Linked DNA regions of Homo sapiens: all the other regions are linked to region 3. Evidence: chromatin contacts called from ENCODE Hi-C or POLR2A ChIA-PET data. All regions are on one chromosome and are shown on one strand. Each heading gives the region's core, a stretch centred on a gene start or an enhancer-like site at or near the end of the contact. The rest is flanking DNA. Distances are from core to core; before and after follow the strand shown.

The links. Hi-C counts contacts between places; a loop is a spot of excess contacts on that map. ChIA-PET counts read pairs that join two places held with the same protein, here RNA polymerase II (POLR2A). Pooled maps may share reads with other maps.
Region 1: a map of naive thymus-derived CD4-positive, alpha-beta T cell shows a loop between it and region 3 (18-fold over the local background). The contact joins two enhancer-like sites. A Hi-C loop is called at or near these places in 2 of 168 maps with a recorded cell type or tissue (naive thymus-derived CD4-positive, alpha-beta T cell and ovary), 1 of 37 single-sample maps with no recorded cell type and 8 of 50 pooled maps.
Region 2: a loop to region 3 is called in a map of CD8-positive, alpha-beta T cell, with 40 times the contacts of the local background. The contact joins two enhancer-like sites. A Hi-C loop is called at or near these places in 2 of 168 maps with a recorded cell type or tissue (CD8-positive, alpha-beta T cell and naive thymus-derived CD4-positive, alpha-beta T cell) and 7 of 50 pooled maps. POLR2A ChIA-PET finds 5 or more read pairs at or near these places in 1 of 52 experiments (HEK293).

The regions. Positions count from the first base shown.
Region 1 is chr9:96,215,597-96,219,835 of GRCh38, forward strand. No RefSeq gene overlaps it. Among named protein-coding and RNA genes, the nearest start is that of HSD17B3-AS1, 29 kb to the right of the region's middle. RefSeq lists an enhancer at 2,413-2,632 and a silencer at 2,643-2,852. Within about 2 kb of position 2,500, at least 19 of the 41 ENCODE cell types and tissues checked have a DNase peak (open chromatin) inside an H3K27ac peak, as active enhancers do.
Region 2 is chr9:96,059,488-96,063,963 of GRCh38, forward strand. No RefSeq gene overlaps it. Among named protein-coding and RNA genes, the nearest start is that of LINC00092, 40 kb to the left of the region's middle. Within about 2 kb of position 1,889, at least 9 of the 41 ENCODE cell types and tissues checked have a DNase peak (open chromatin) inside an H3K27ac peak, as active enhancers do.
Region 3 is chr9:95,432,523-95,436,738 of GRCh38, forward strand. No RefSeq gene overlaps it. Among named protein-coding and RNA genes, the nearest start is that of PTCH1, 75 kb to the right of the region's middle. RefSeq lists enhancers at 1,309-1,881, 1,882-2,453. Within about 2 kb of position 1,814, at least 3 of the 41 ENCODE cell types and tissues checked have a DNase peak (open chromatin) inside an H3K27ac peak, as active enhancers do.

The sequences.
Region 1 (4,239 bases), core at 1,250-3,749, 780 kb after region 3:
ATTCCATCCACAGGAAAGCATTTCCTGCTCATCTGGCCAGTTTGGCTAATGGTGATTAAAAACCATTTTCATCTGCTTCACCTGCTGTTATCACCTGCTTCAAGATCTTGAGACTCTTGTAAATAACCATTTTCGACTTCAGTAACCATCTCCATGACCCCATGAGATCCAGCTCATAAGTCCTCCATTGCTTTCACTCGTACAGCACTTGGGTCACCAGCACTTGAGTTAGGGTCCATGGACTATGTTCAGTGTCCCACCTGTACCCCAGAACTCTGGGTTCCCTCGGCCATTTCTGCACCTCTGGCCTGAGAGCTTTCCCCCAGAACCTCAGAGGTCACTCTCACCATATGCCTGCAGGTGGCAGGAAGGCCTGAGGAACTGACACACACTGAGCACCTCCACTAGCAGCCCTGAATCAACTACTCTTAAGACTTGGTGTATACATACCCCAGCTCCCTTGCCTCTTGGGTTAGATAATTCTGAGAGGCGAGTTTCCCTGAGTTCCCATGGGATGGGGCTCCTTAGCACTTACCTTCCCTCCTTCCTCTCAGGCTTGTCCAGGAGGATGGGCAGGAGGCACTGAGCTCCCTGGTGGCCTTTGTGAGCACAAGGTCAACCCCAGACCCTTCCTTAGTTCCCAAGTGACTAGAGCCCGGACCTTCTGGGTGGCTGCCTTAATTTTCCCCTTGTCCTCCTGGAAGGAGGCCCCAGGATGTTGAATTCTGGAGGAGCTAAAAGGCTCCACTTAAAACTTCTCCCTCCTCCCTGGGCTAGACCTAAAAATTCTATTAGAATCACACCTCTGTTTCAGACAGAATCTCCACAGCACCCCCAGAGGAATGGGACAGGGGATGGGAGAGGTCGCGTGAGGCTTATCAGCCACAGGAACACGTCCTTCCAGCAGGGTTAGAGGATCCCAAAGAGAGCAGAGACTCCAGGGAAAAGAAGAAGAGCACGGAGTCAGCATGGAGACAGTGCTTATCTGCAGGCGGGGAGCCAGGAGGGATTCTTTGCCCTTCTTGACTATACTTTTCAAATTCTCTAAAATGTTTCAGAAATAAGATAATCACAAAGTCTGCAAGTATCCCCCCACAAGGTATAATCACTTTACAGTGGAGAACACAGCAGACATCACCTAACCAAGTGATAAAGGTGACATCTCCAGGAACGGCTGCTCCCTGGCAGAGGCAGGGGTGGGGGGTGCACCAGGAAGAACCCAGCACCGCCCCTGGGATTCCGAACAGTCTGATCCTGAGGGAACGTCAGACAAGCCCAAGTTCAGGGACTTCCTACAAGATAACTGGTCCATATGCTCAAAAATTGTCCAAGTCATGAAAAAATGAAGAAAATCTGAGAAAGTGTTCCAGATTAGAGGAGACTAAAGAGACGCAATAACTAACCCAAGGTGTGATTCAGCAAAGGCCCATTCATGGGCCTCGGGGAAATATGATGAGGGTCTGTGGAGGATAACACAACTATATCAATGTTAATTTCCTGATTCAGTCACAAGCCTGTGGTTATTTTGAGGGGAAATATAAACCAAGGCATTTATAGGGCATCAATGTGGGTGAAGGGTGCATGTGAACTCTTTGCATAATTTTTAAACTGCTTTTAGAAGCTTCAAATTATTTCAAAATAAAAAGTTAGAAAAGAAAAATGGCCATTAACTTTATAATCAGAAAAAAAAATGTTTTAGGACAAAAATATGTCTCTGGTCATAGCCTGTGCTGTGAATCCATGGAGTAGATTCTTGCTGTCAGCAAAGTTCCCAACAGCTGGAGAAGAACAAGGAACAAAAGCCGAGCTGCCCTCCTGAGCTCCCAGGGTCCCAGACACAAAGCTGGCCTCTCAGGCTTTACTGAAAGATAAGTGCTGATAAGGCCTGCGGGTCATCTTCGTCTACGCGGGCCCCCCAGCTCGCTGAGAGGGGCCCGCCCTTCCAGAGCTCAGCCAGACATAAGCCAGAGCAGAGCGTGTTTCTTTTCAGCTGAAAGCTGCAGCTGGTGCATCCACCCTGGGTATGAGCAGACTCGCAGCAGGGTGCCCACCAGAGTGGGGACCTGCAGATGCCCCTGCCCAGAGACGCCGGGAGGCCACAGCCCAGGTCTTCCGGATGGAGACAGAACTTCAGCATTCCGTTTGGATCAGTCCAGAAGAAAAAAAAAAAAAAAAAAAAAAAACAAGCAAAATCTCACTATCACTGCTACTAAAACAAGATAAGCTACAAAAACAACTAATGCAACTACTGGCTTACACCCAAGTCTCACCAAGTTCCCCATAATAACCAAATTCCCCGTAAGAACGGCCACAAGGGTGACCACACTGACTAGTTGTCCTAGCCTGGTTGACCACACTGACTAGTTGTCCCAGCGAAGTGTTGCTGGAAACATTGTCAAGGTAAGGTTTGTGCCTGGTCCCTCTTGAGGCCAGGGCTGGAGGTGGGCCCCTCCGTGCGAGCTGGCCGACTGGCAGACCTGGTTGCATCTGGGCAAAAAAAGGCCATCATCGCCATAGATGCTGGAAGCTGCTCTCTCGCCCACTTTAACTGTGGGGGCCTCGGCCCCCCGTTTTTTAACTACTGGAAGACGTAGCCCTGAGTCCAACCTCTTCCACGCCTGGCGACGCTGCTAAGAACGCGGAGCAGGGCTGGAGGGCTCAGCGCCGGCGGGCTCAGCGCCGGTGGGGGCAGGGCGCGGGTCCGGGAGCGGGCGCGGAGGCACGGAGCCACACTGCCCCCTGGCGGCCATCCCCTGCCCCGCCGGCACCGCCTCCGTGAGGCGGAAGGTTGAATGTCACCACTGCGTTGCTGAATTCCGGCTCAAGATTATTAGTGCGGGGGCATCGGGTCCATCCAGGGGAGGAGAACGTTCCTAATGCGGAGTCACAAGCCCTACCTTTAAGGTCTGGCTCTGGAACTCTGGGCAAGTTGCTTAAATTCTCTGTTCTCAGCTGCGAAAGGAGGAAAATAATTAAAGCCTGTGTTGTAAAGACCTCACTAGGCAATGTGTGCTCTACAGGCTTTCCCTGCCCCTGACGCAAAGACACACGCACAGAAAGCAAGATCATGAGGGATAGATTTTTTTTTTTTTTTTTGACAGAGTCTCGCTCTGTCGCCAGGCTGGAGTGCAGTGGCTCGATCTTGGCTCACTGCAACCTCCACCTCCTGGGTTCAAGCGGGTCTCCTGCCTCAGCCTCCCGAGTAGCTGGGACTACAGGCGCTCACCACCACGCCTGGCTAATTTTTGTATTTTTAATAGAGATGAGGTTTCACCATGTTGGCCGGGCTGGTCTCGATTTCTTGACCTCGTGATCCTCCCGCTTCGGCCTCCCAAAGTGGTTGGATAGGCTTCAGCCACCACGCCCGACCGAGGGTTAGATTTTAACCCAAACACTGTCCCTTCTAATGTTCTCCGCTGCCGCCCAGTGCAGCTCCCAACGCTGACCCGGGTTTCTGGGGTGGAAGCAGCAGAGGCGCCCCCACCCCCACTCCCGCGCTCCACCGAGCCGGAGGGCAGCCCAGGGGCAGCAGCCCCACAGTGGGGCCTGAACAGCGTCCGCGGACCCGACCCGCGCTGCGGCCGCGCTGCCCCGCTCCTCTGGGCGCCTCCCCGAGGGCCTCGCTCGTCTGACCCGCAGTACTCTCCGCCCTGCTCCTCGTGCCTTTGGTGGGCGCGTGGCTTCCGGCCTGCGGAGGCTGTGCCTCCTCGCCAAGGAGCCGTTCACAGCCGCGCGTTCGAAAACCCAGCCGCCGGCCGCGCGTCCTGGAGAAGGGGCACGGTCAACTCGCACGCCCTAAGGGCCGGGCCACCGGGGTCACTGCCCGGCCTGCGGGGGCCGTGCCTGGGGCGTAGGAGCAGCGCTCCTCCGCAGGCGCTATGCATGCCTGCGCCCTCCTGCAGGATGGGCCACGAGCCCAACTGCCAGGCGATCGGCCGAGACCCAGAAGGGTGAGAGGGGGAAGCCGCACCCTCTTCGTGGGTGCGATGCTGTGAACGTCTTCCTTCAAGGAAAGAGCTGCTTCTGGATTTTCCTTGAACTCCAGGAGGTGCTAAGAAAGCTTCGTGACTGTGGCAGATGCGGCTCAGCGGCCCCTCCCAACCCGCCCGCGCCAGTTGGGAAAGTGACTCCCCCGCTCCCCGCCAGTTGGGAAAGTGACTCCTTCCTGTGGGCAGAAGGCAGCGGACCTGGAGGGAGCCCTCGGGCTCTGAGAGTCACGCGGGGGGCGGCCTGCTCTCC
Region 2 (4,476 bases), core at 639-3,138, 630 kb after region 3:
TCTATAGCGCAGACAGGAAATGAGTGGCTGCCAGAGCTGGGAGCAGAGTGGGGATGCTAGGGGTGATAGCTAGAGGGTACAGCATTTCTTTTTAGGGTGATGAGTGTTCTAAAGTTGATTGTGGTGATGAGTGCACAACTCTGTGAATATATTAAAAACCATTGAATTGTGCACTTTAAATATGTGAATTGTATGGTATTCAATCAAAGCTGTTCCAAAGAGAAAAATAGATGAAAACTGAAAAACAAAGGCTCAACCCACAGGCTGCTTTCTCTAGTGCTGAGGTTTCAATATTAAATGAGCAGACTGGCCCTTCGTAAGTGAGAACACAAAAGCTGCTTAAACAGGTACCCCTTTGAGTGGAGACACACTCCTGCTCCCCAGCCGGAGTCCCCAGGTCTGGATTTTTGGATGACGTGAGCCTTGTACCCAGGCTGACAAGTAATATTAGACCACGTGTATTCTTTTTTTTTTATAGCTCAAATGTACAGACATTACAGAAAATTTGCAGAAATAGTATTAATACAAAGAACACCAATATAACCTTCACCCAGGTTCACCCATTGTTAACATTTTGCCGCATTTGCTATATCACTCTCTCTGTTATCTATCTATTTATATCTATCATCTATGTATCTGTCATCTTTCTTTTTTTCTGGTTTTTTTTTTTTTTTTTTTTTTTTTTTAGATGGTGTCTCACTCTGTCACCCAGGCTGGAGTGCAGTGGCACGATCTCGGCTCACTGCAACCTCTGCCTCCCGGGTTCAAGCGATTCTCCTGCCTCAGCCTCACGAGTAGCTGGGATTACAGGCATGTGCCACCATGCCTGGCTGATATTTTGTATTTTTAGTAGAGACAGGGTTTCACCATGTTAGTCAGGATGGTCTCAATCTCCTGACCTCGTGATCCACCTGCCTCAGCCTCCCAAAGTGCTGGGATTACAGGCGTGAGCCACTGTGTCCAGCCTGTATCTGTCATCTTTCTAGCATCTATCTATCTATCTATCTATCTATCTATCTATCTATCTATCTATCTATCATCTATCTATCTATCTATCTCTATCATCTATGTATCTGTCATCTTTCTAGCATCTATCTATCTATATCTATCATCTATGTATCTGTCATCTTTCTAGCATCTATCTATCTATCTATTTATCTATCTATCTATCTATCTGTCTAAGAGAGAGAACATAGGGTATGTTTCTGACCTCTCAATTCTATTTCGCTGATTTGTAAGTTTATCTTTATGGTAGGGACACGCTGTTTTGATTACTGTTGCTTGAAGATGGTACCTTTAGTGTCACTCATTCTTCCAACAAACAAACTGCCACAGTCAGTCCCCAGCCCAAGCCCTGCCCTTGCCCCTAAGGGTGTGGTGCCTTTTAAAGGTGCTCCTTCCCTGGGCATCAACATGTGGCTGTATCTCTGTGTTTCTCCCCCTTTCCAGCCTGTCTGCCATCTTTCTGTTGGCCATTTTACAGCTCAGGAACATTTCCATGGTTTTGTCCTACAAGCCCCCATCAGAGGGGATGGATCCGAGCAGGAAAGGCTCTGTTATGGGTTGAATTGTGTGCCCTCAGGTTTCCTAAGTTGAAGTCTTAACCCTGAGGTACTCGGAATGTGACCATCTTTGGAGACAGAGGCTTTACAGAGGTCATCAAGTGAAGGCAAGCTCACTAGGGTGGGCCCTCATCCAGTGTGACCAGTGTCCTTGTGAAAAGGGGAAAGGTGGACACAGAGATATGCTTACAAGGAATGCCATGTGAAGGGAGAAGATGGCCATCTACAAGCAAAGGGGAGAGATCTTCCCTCATGGCCTCACGAGGAACAGCCCTGATGATGCTGGATCCTGTGGCTCTCGCCTCCAGACTGGGAGACAGAGAACTTCTGTTGTTTGTGGTGCTTTGTCACAGCCACCCGAGTAGGCTCCTTGCTCCCCCTCCTGGTCCCTCAACCACAATGTTTCCCCTTTGCCTTGATGAATATTTCATTTGAAAAATGGCATTGGTTGGTTTAAAAGAAAAGTTTGGAAGTTCCTTATTCTTATCCACACTTCTCTCAGACGGGCGTGCTGATGCCCGCTGAAATGATCTATCTGAAGTTACAGAGTCCTTTCTTATGACTCACCATTTGCTTTCTTGGAGGATGAAGAAAGGAAGGAAAAGAGGGAGGGAGACTGGACCCCAGTCCCTGTGAGGCTGCTGGTGGCTAGTGAAGAAAGAGCATAGCTGCGTTGGCTTTGCAAATCAGCACAGCCAGCCACATCTCATTCTGCTGCAGCCTCAGGGAAGCAGACGTAGCCCTGTGTGTAGCTGCAGCATGGCCGCTAGCCTCCTGGGTGCAGATGCCATTGCCTAGCTCAGCACTTCCCCCTCCATTTGCTCCTGGGCCGTCCCTGCCTTCCAGGATGTGCTTGGGTGACTGGTCACTGGGCTTCTGGGGACTGTCAACTCCTAGAGGTTCTGAAGCAGCTGTTGCAAGATTATGAAGCCATTTGGTTTGTTTCACTGTTTTCCCTCCTCATCTCCTCTCTTTAAATCTTTCTTGCTCCCCTGTCTTGCATATTTGTGATGGATAGAGGTAGAGAGAGTTCTGGTGCTTTTGGTTTTACAAAGCTCTGGATCCAATCAGTGTTGCCAAAGATTGGATCGTATCTTCTCTAGAAGCTTTTTGTAAGTTTCTTATGTTCATTATGTCACTTCCCCCTCCCTCCACCAGAAAAGCTTGCATCAGCAAAAGTTGAAGTTGTTGCACGTTATTACTGGAAATGAGTTAACTTAAAACATGCTTGTTTAGGGAACCCACAGAAGCCATGCTTTTGTACTGACTCCATGCCAAGCCATTGTTTCAGTGTGAGGGCCTAAGTCTGCCCTCGTGAAGTCCTCGGCCTTGGGTGCTATAAGATACACAGTCTCTAAAACCCTTTGCTCCAAGTCTCCCTTATTTCGATGACATCTACTCAGAACCATCACTGGGCTTCACCCTTGCCCTTATTCTGTGATCCTGGTAGAAGGGGCAAGGAACACTACCTCAGGAACAAAGGTCACAATGGAGCGAGGTGCTACCCTTCTCCTGACAATGCTGTTATGACAAATGGTGCGGCTGCATCCCACTGTAACTTTACCTACAAAAACAGGCAGTGGGCCAGATTTGGCCTGCAAGCCTCTTTTTTCTTTCTTTCTTTCTTTCTTTCTTTCTTTTTTTTTTTTTTTTTTTGAGACAGGGTCTGGCTTTGTCACCCAGGCTGGCGTGCAGTGGTGCGATCACAGCCGGCTGCAGTCTCGACCTCCTATGGCCTGCAAACCTCTTGTTGATAAGTCACTTCACCTCTCTGAGTCCTAATGCCTTCATCTATGAGTTCTCCAAATATCCCCTGTGACCTTTCAGTTCACAGGTCCCAAGCAGAGTCACTGGAACAATTCGATTGGAATCCCCACCTGCCCTGAGGTGGCGCATCAGCCCTCTCTTACTGTGTCTCCTGGAATCCTGAGTATGTGTGTGTGTGAATGTGTGTGTGTGTGTGTGTGTGTGTGTGTGTGAATACAGTATACATCTCTGTGTGCGTGCACATATATCAATAAATAATCCCATAATCCCTCTGCTGTGTGTGGCCTCCTCATCTGACCACCCACCTGTCTGTGTTTACCCCACTAGTCTACACTGAAGTCAGGGCCCCACTGCTCAAGCTCTACACAAGCAGTTCAGTGTCATGGCCCAGTTTCTCCATGCAGGTGCCACTCACAGTGAGCTCCATGCCTCAGCCACCTGCCCTTGGTCCCTGACTCCCTTGACCCCCAGGAGAGCCAGTTCTGTCTCTGCCTGCCATCACTGCCCATCTCCCCATGGCCGGGAACATGCCTCTTCCCACGGCCCTGTGCTTGGAGCCCGGATGCTGTATTTTATCCCATTTTATCTCCCCAGCCCCCATGAGAGTGAGGCTCCCTGGTGAGGAAGGCTTGGTGTCTTCAGGGAGCTGTAAAGGAGATATCTTTGCCTGGGTGTGCCACTCTCTTCTCACGGCACACCAGTGTCCCACCCACCCAGTGTGCTGAAGGCCTTCCTTACCTGGGGAAGTTTCCTACTCAGGGGATTCTCTGCACTCCCATTTCCCAGAGGGTCCCAAGTCCTTCGGACATTTTTGAATCTCACTTGTGGCTTAAGTTCTTTTGAGTGGGGTCTTAGGAAATTCAGGCCAGACGACTGGACTCCAGTTTATGTGACCCTGAGAACTTAGTCACAATTAAGATGGTTCTGTCTGCCCGGAGCACACAGAGGCCCCCTGGGAACCAACACACAACTCCACATCCCACCAACTCTGAGTCTCAAGTCATCCAAGACGCTCCCTCTCTCTTGTAAAATGAGTTTTACTCTATTGTATCTTACTGCCTTGCAGCTCTGAACTCCCGTGACTCCCCAGCAATACCTAGGGGGAGGAACAGCAAAGTATTAGAAAGGCCTTCCTTGGACTAACTGG
Region 3 (4,216 bases), core at 564-3,063:
CCATGTGAGATGTGTGTGTGTCCATCTCTTTGCATGTGAGTTTAATGTCAGCATGGGCAAGAAGTTCAGTCTAATCTACACGGAACCCAAAAAATCACATTGGGATGCTACCTCATCCCTATTAGGATGGCTAGAATGAACATTCAGATAATCACACATATTGGTGAGGACATGGGGAAATCAGAACACTCTTACACTGCTGGTGATAAGATAAAATGGTGCAGCCACTGCAGAAAAGAGTTTGGTGGCTCCTTAAAAAGCCAAACAGAGACCCAGCAACTCCACTCCTAGGTGTACACCTAAGAAAATGGAAAACAAGTGTTTGAAAAAACCTGTGCACAAATGTTCACGGCAGCATTATTCATAATAGTCAAAAGGCAGACATCATCCACACGTTCATCAACTGATAAAAGATAAACAAAATGTGGATAGCCATACAATGGAATATTATTTGGACATAAAAAGGAATGAAGTGTTGATTTATGCTATCACATGGATGAAACTGGAAAAAACATTATGCTAAGTGAAAGAAACCAGACACAAAGAGATTGCATACTATAAGACTGCATTCATAGGAAACATCCAGAGCAGGGCAGAAAGTAGATTCATGATTGCCTAGGGTTGCACAGGTGAACAGGCACCGGTTGTGGCAGACGGGGCGGGGGGGGTGTGGGGGGGGAGTGGGGGGGGAGTGAGTGCTAAAGGGTATGGAGTTACTTTTGAAGGTAACAAAATTGTCCTAAGATTGCCTATGGTGATGGTTCCACAACTCTGTGAATATAAAAACGATTGAATTATAATATACTTTACATGGGTGAATTGTATGGTATGTGAATGATATCCCAATAAAGCTGTTAAAAGAACAGCAATGAAGAGAGTGGGGACACAATTCTTCAGCAAACACACAAACTCCTTTTTGATGACTTTTAAAATATCTACCTTACATGCAGAGTCCAGATGCTTCCCTAATTTAACTGCTAATTTAACTTCCCTGATTTAACTGCTCATCAGCAGATTACCCACCCCACTCACTGGCCGTCACCTCCTTTGTTTCCTATGAAGAAATAATACGAGCTAAGAATGTAGAACAACGTTCTACAGTAAATACTGTTTGGCACACAGTCAAGAGTCTATAAGCATTTGCTATTTATATTGTTATCATCTGGCAACACGGCCTGGTTTCTGCTGCCTCTTTAGCTACTCCTTCCCTCCCCTTCATGGGCTCCAAATTTTCTCCCTTCCCTCCCTCCCTTCCACCCTCCCTCCTTCCCTTCCCCTTCCCTTCCTTCCTTCCTTCCTTCCTTCCTCTTTTCTTTCTTTCTCTCTGTCGTCCAGGCTGGAGTGCAGTGGCTCGAGCACTGCTCGCTGCAAGCTCCGCCTCCCAGGTTCACGCCATTCTCCTGCCTCAGCCTCCCAAGTAGCTGGGACTACAGGCGCCTGCCACCACGCCCGGCTAATTTCTTTTTGTATTTTTAGTAGAGACGGGGTTTCACCGTGTTAGCCAGGATGGTCTGGATCTCCTGACCTCGTGATCCGCCAGCCTCGGCCTCCCAAAGTGCTGGAATTACAGGCGTGAGCCACCGCGCCCGGCCTATGGGCTCCAGATTTTCTTCCCTCCACTCCCTGAGCTCTGAGCTCCCCACTGTCTCTGTCTGCGCTCTCTTTGGGCCAGGGTTCATCAACCGTGGTTTCTATTCCCATTGATCCCAGGTCGACACCTTCTCCAGCGTTTAAATGCCACCAGCTCAAAACGAAATCTGTCCTCTCTCTGATGCCATCTGCTCCTCCCACTTCCTCATTCCAGCTGCAGGGCTCAGTCTCCTCACAGCTGCTCACCCCGCTGGGAACCTGGCGGTCCTGAGCGCCCTGCCCCTCCACCCACACCCTGACTCAGCACTCTGTCCTCCGGCTGCGGGAGTGCGCTGGCCGATGGCTCAGTTGAATCCTTCTTTGAGAGTTGCACTGTATGGAAGAGAAACGTGTGGCCCAAGATCATGTCTCCTGGTGGCCACCTGCATACAATGACGGGTCAATGTGAGGGCATGAGGCTCTGGCCTCCTTGCCCTAACCTGAGCCAACTCCAAAGGGCATCTCAGCTCCGCATAGCCTCAGCCGCATGACAATTTGACTTCCTCCACTGCGCAGTGCTGCTTCTTCACTCCCCCACAGGCGCTGACTTGGGACCACCCCCGTGTGCTCTTCGCGCACACAACGCTCCCTCTCACAGTCTGCTTCTCATGGAATCCATCCTGCAACACTGTCAATTGCCCTTGACTTTCCCTCTCTTCTCTGAATCATAGTCCAAAGCCTGCAAACATCTTACGAGTCTGTGACTCCCTTATCTGAAGTCCAGAGCCATGACTGAGTTTGGGTCAATCAAGACAAAAAATCTCATTCCAATTGCCCTGAGCACAAAGGCCTGTTAGAAAGGAAAGTTTAGCAGAAATAGATTTAGCTTTGGGTACAGCTTGACCCGGGGTTCAAATGATGTAATCAGAGTTGACTTCTTCCTCTTCCTTCATTTAATCTGTTTTCTGCTGTATTCGCTCCTTTCTCAGAAAAGGCCCCCACCCTCAATTCCCTTAAGGCTACAGATTTTTAGATTAAAGACCCATGGAAAAGCACATTCTATGTTTCAGACAAAGCTTCACAACATGTAACACATTCTGATTGGTCCATGCTCTTATCCTCAAACCAATAACGTTGGCCAAGAGAATGTGATACTCTTATTGGACTGTCTGAGTCACATGAACAACCCTGGACCCTGCGATGAAGGTAGCACTGTCTGAACCAAACAGACTGAGAGTGGGAAATGGGATGGTTCTTCTAGAAGGAAATTAGGTTATGGGGACCTGAATAGTGAGTGGATGTTGGGAAACATGTTTATGAAGAATAACAGGTTGCTTCTTTGTTTCCATTTTGCAACCAATATAAAAAGTTTCTATGATCTTCCCACTTCAACGTTCTCTTTCTGCACTTCTCATCCATCTGGTGGAGCTCTAAATCACAAGTACAATCACGTATCTGTTCAACAGTCTTCGAGAGGGTGTCACTGCTTTGCAAACAGATAACGGCCATTGTCTTCAGTTTAGCATTCAATGTCACCTTCTTCCAGTGCACCTTACATGGGCACTTCTTAACTTTCAGAAGATTAAGAATCTCCTGGAAGGCTAATTGAAACCCAGATTTCTGGGCCTCCAACCCAGAAATTCCGACTTAGTGGGGCTGGGACGGGGCCTATGTGTTTGCATGTCTAGCAATTTCTCACTTGGCACTGAAACTGTCAGTCCTAGAACCACACTCAGAACCACAGCTCATGGGTGGCATCTCTTCCTGCAAAATGGGCTGTTTGTTTTTCAGACACAGCTCTACTTTATTTTATTTTATTTTATTTTATTTTATTGAGACAAAGTCTCTCTCTGTCACTCAAGCTGGAGTGCAGTGGTACGATCTCGGCTCACTGCAACCTCCATCTCCGAGGTTCAAGCGATTCTCCTGTCTCAGCCTCCCAAGTAGCAGGGATTAGAGGTGCGTGCCACCATGCCTGGCTAATTTTTGTATTTTAGTAGAGACGGGGTTTCACCATGTTGATCAGGCTGGCCTCAAACTCCTGACCTTAGGTGATCCACCTGCCTCGGTCCCAAAGTGCTGGGATTACAGGAGCAAGCCACCGCGCCACGCCACCTCTACTGTCTTAACCTCTGGGACTCAGCTCAAGCTCTTCCTTCCTTTTGATAATGCCCTTCCCACAATTTCTATCTGCTGAAATCCTAGCTTTCAAGGCCAAATTCAAATGCCACGTCTTCCAGGACATCTTTTCTGATCTATCCATCCCTTTGAGCCTCATTGTACCTAATATACTCCTTCTTAAAAATAATGCATCGTAGGCTGGGCGTGGTGGCTCACTCCTGTAATCCCAACACTTTGGGAGGCCGAGGCAGGAGGATCACTTGAGCCCAGGAGTTCGATACTGAAACTTAAAGAAGTTTAAGGTTCTTTTTGTCAGGAACTGTCATATTCATCATTTTAGCCTGCACAGAACTTAGCATGGTGCCTGGGGCTAGGCAGGGTGCTATGCTCTGAGCTAGCTTCAGCATGAGCAAGCAGTGGAAGAAACCAGTAGCTCTGGAAACCGTTCCCATCGCGATCCTTTAGCCTGCAAACTCAGGAATCCATGGCTGCCTTTCCCCCTTACTAGCACTGCGATCTCTGGGAA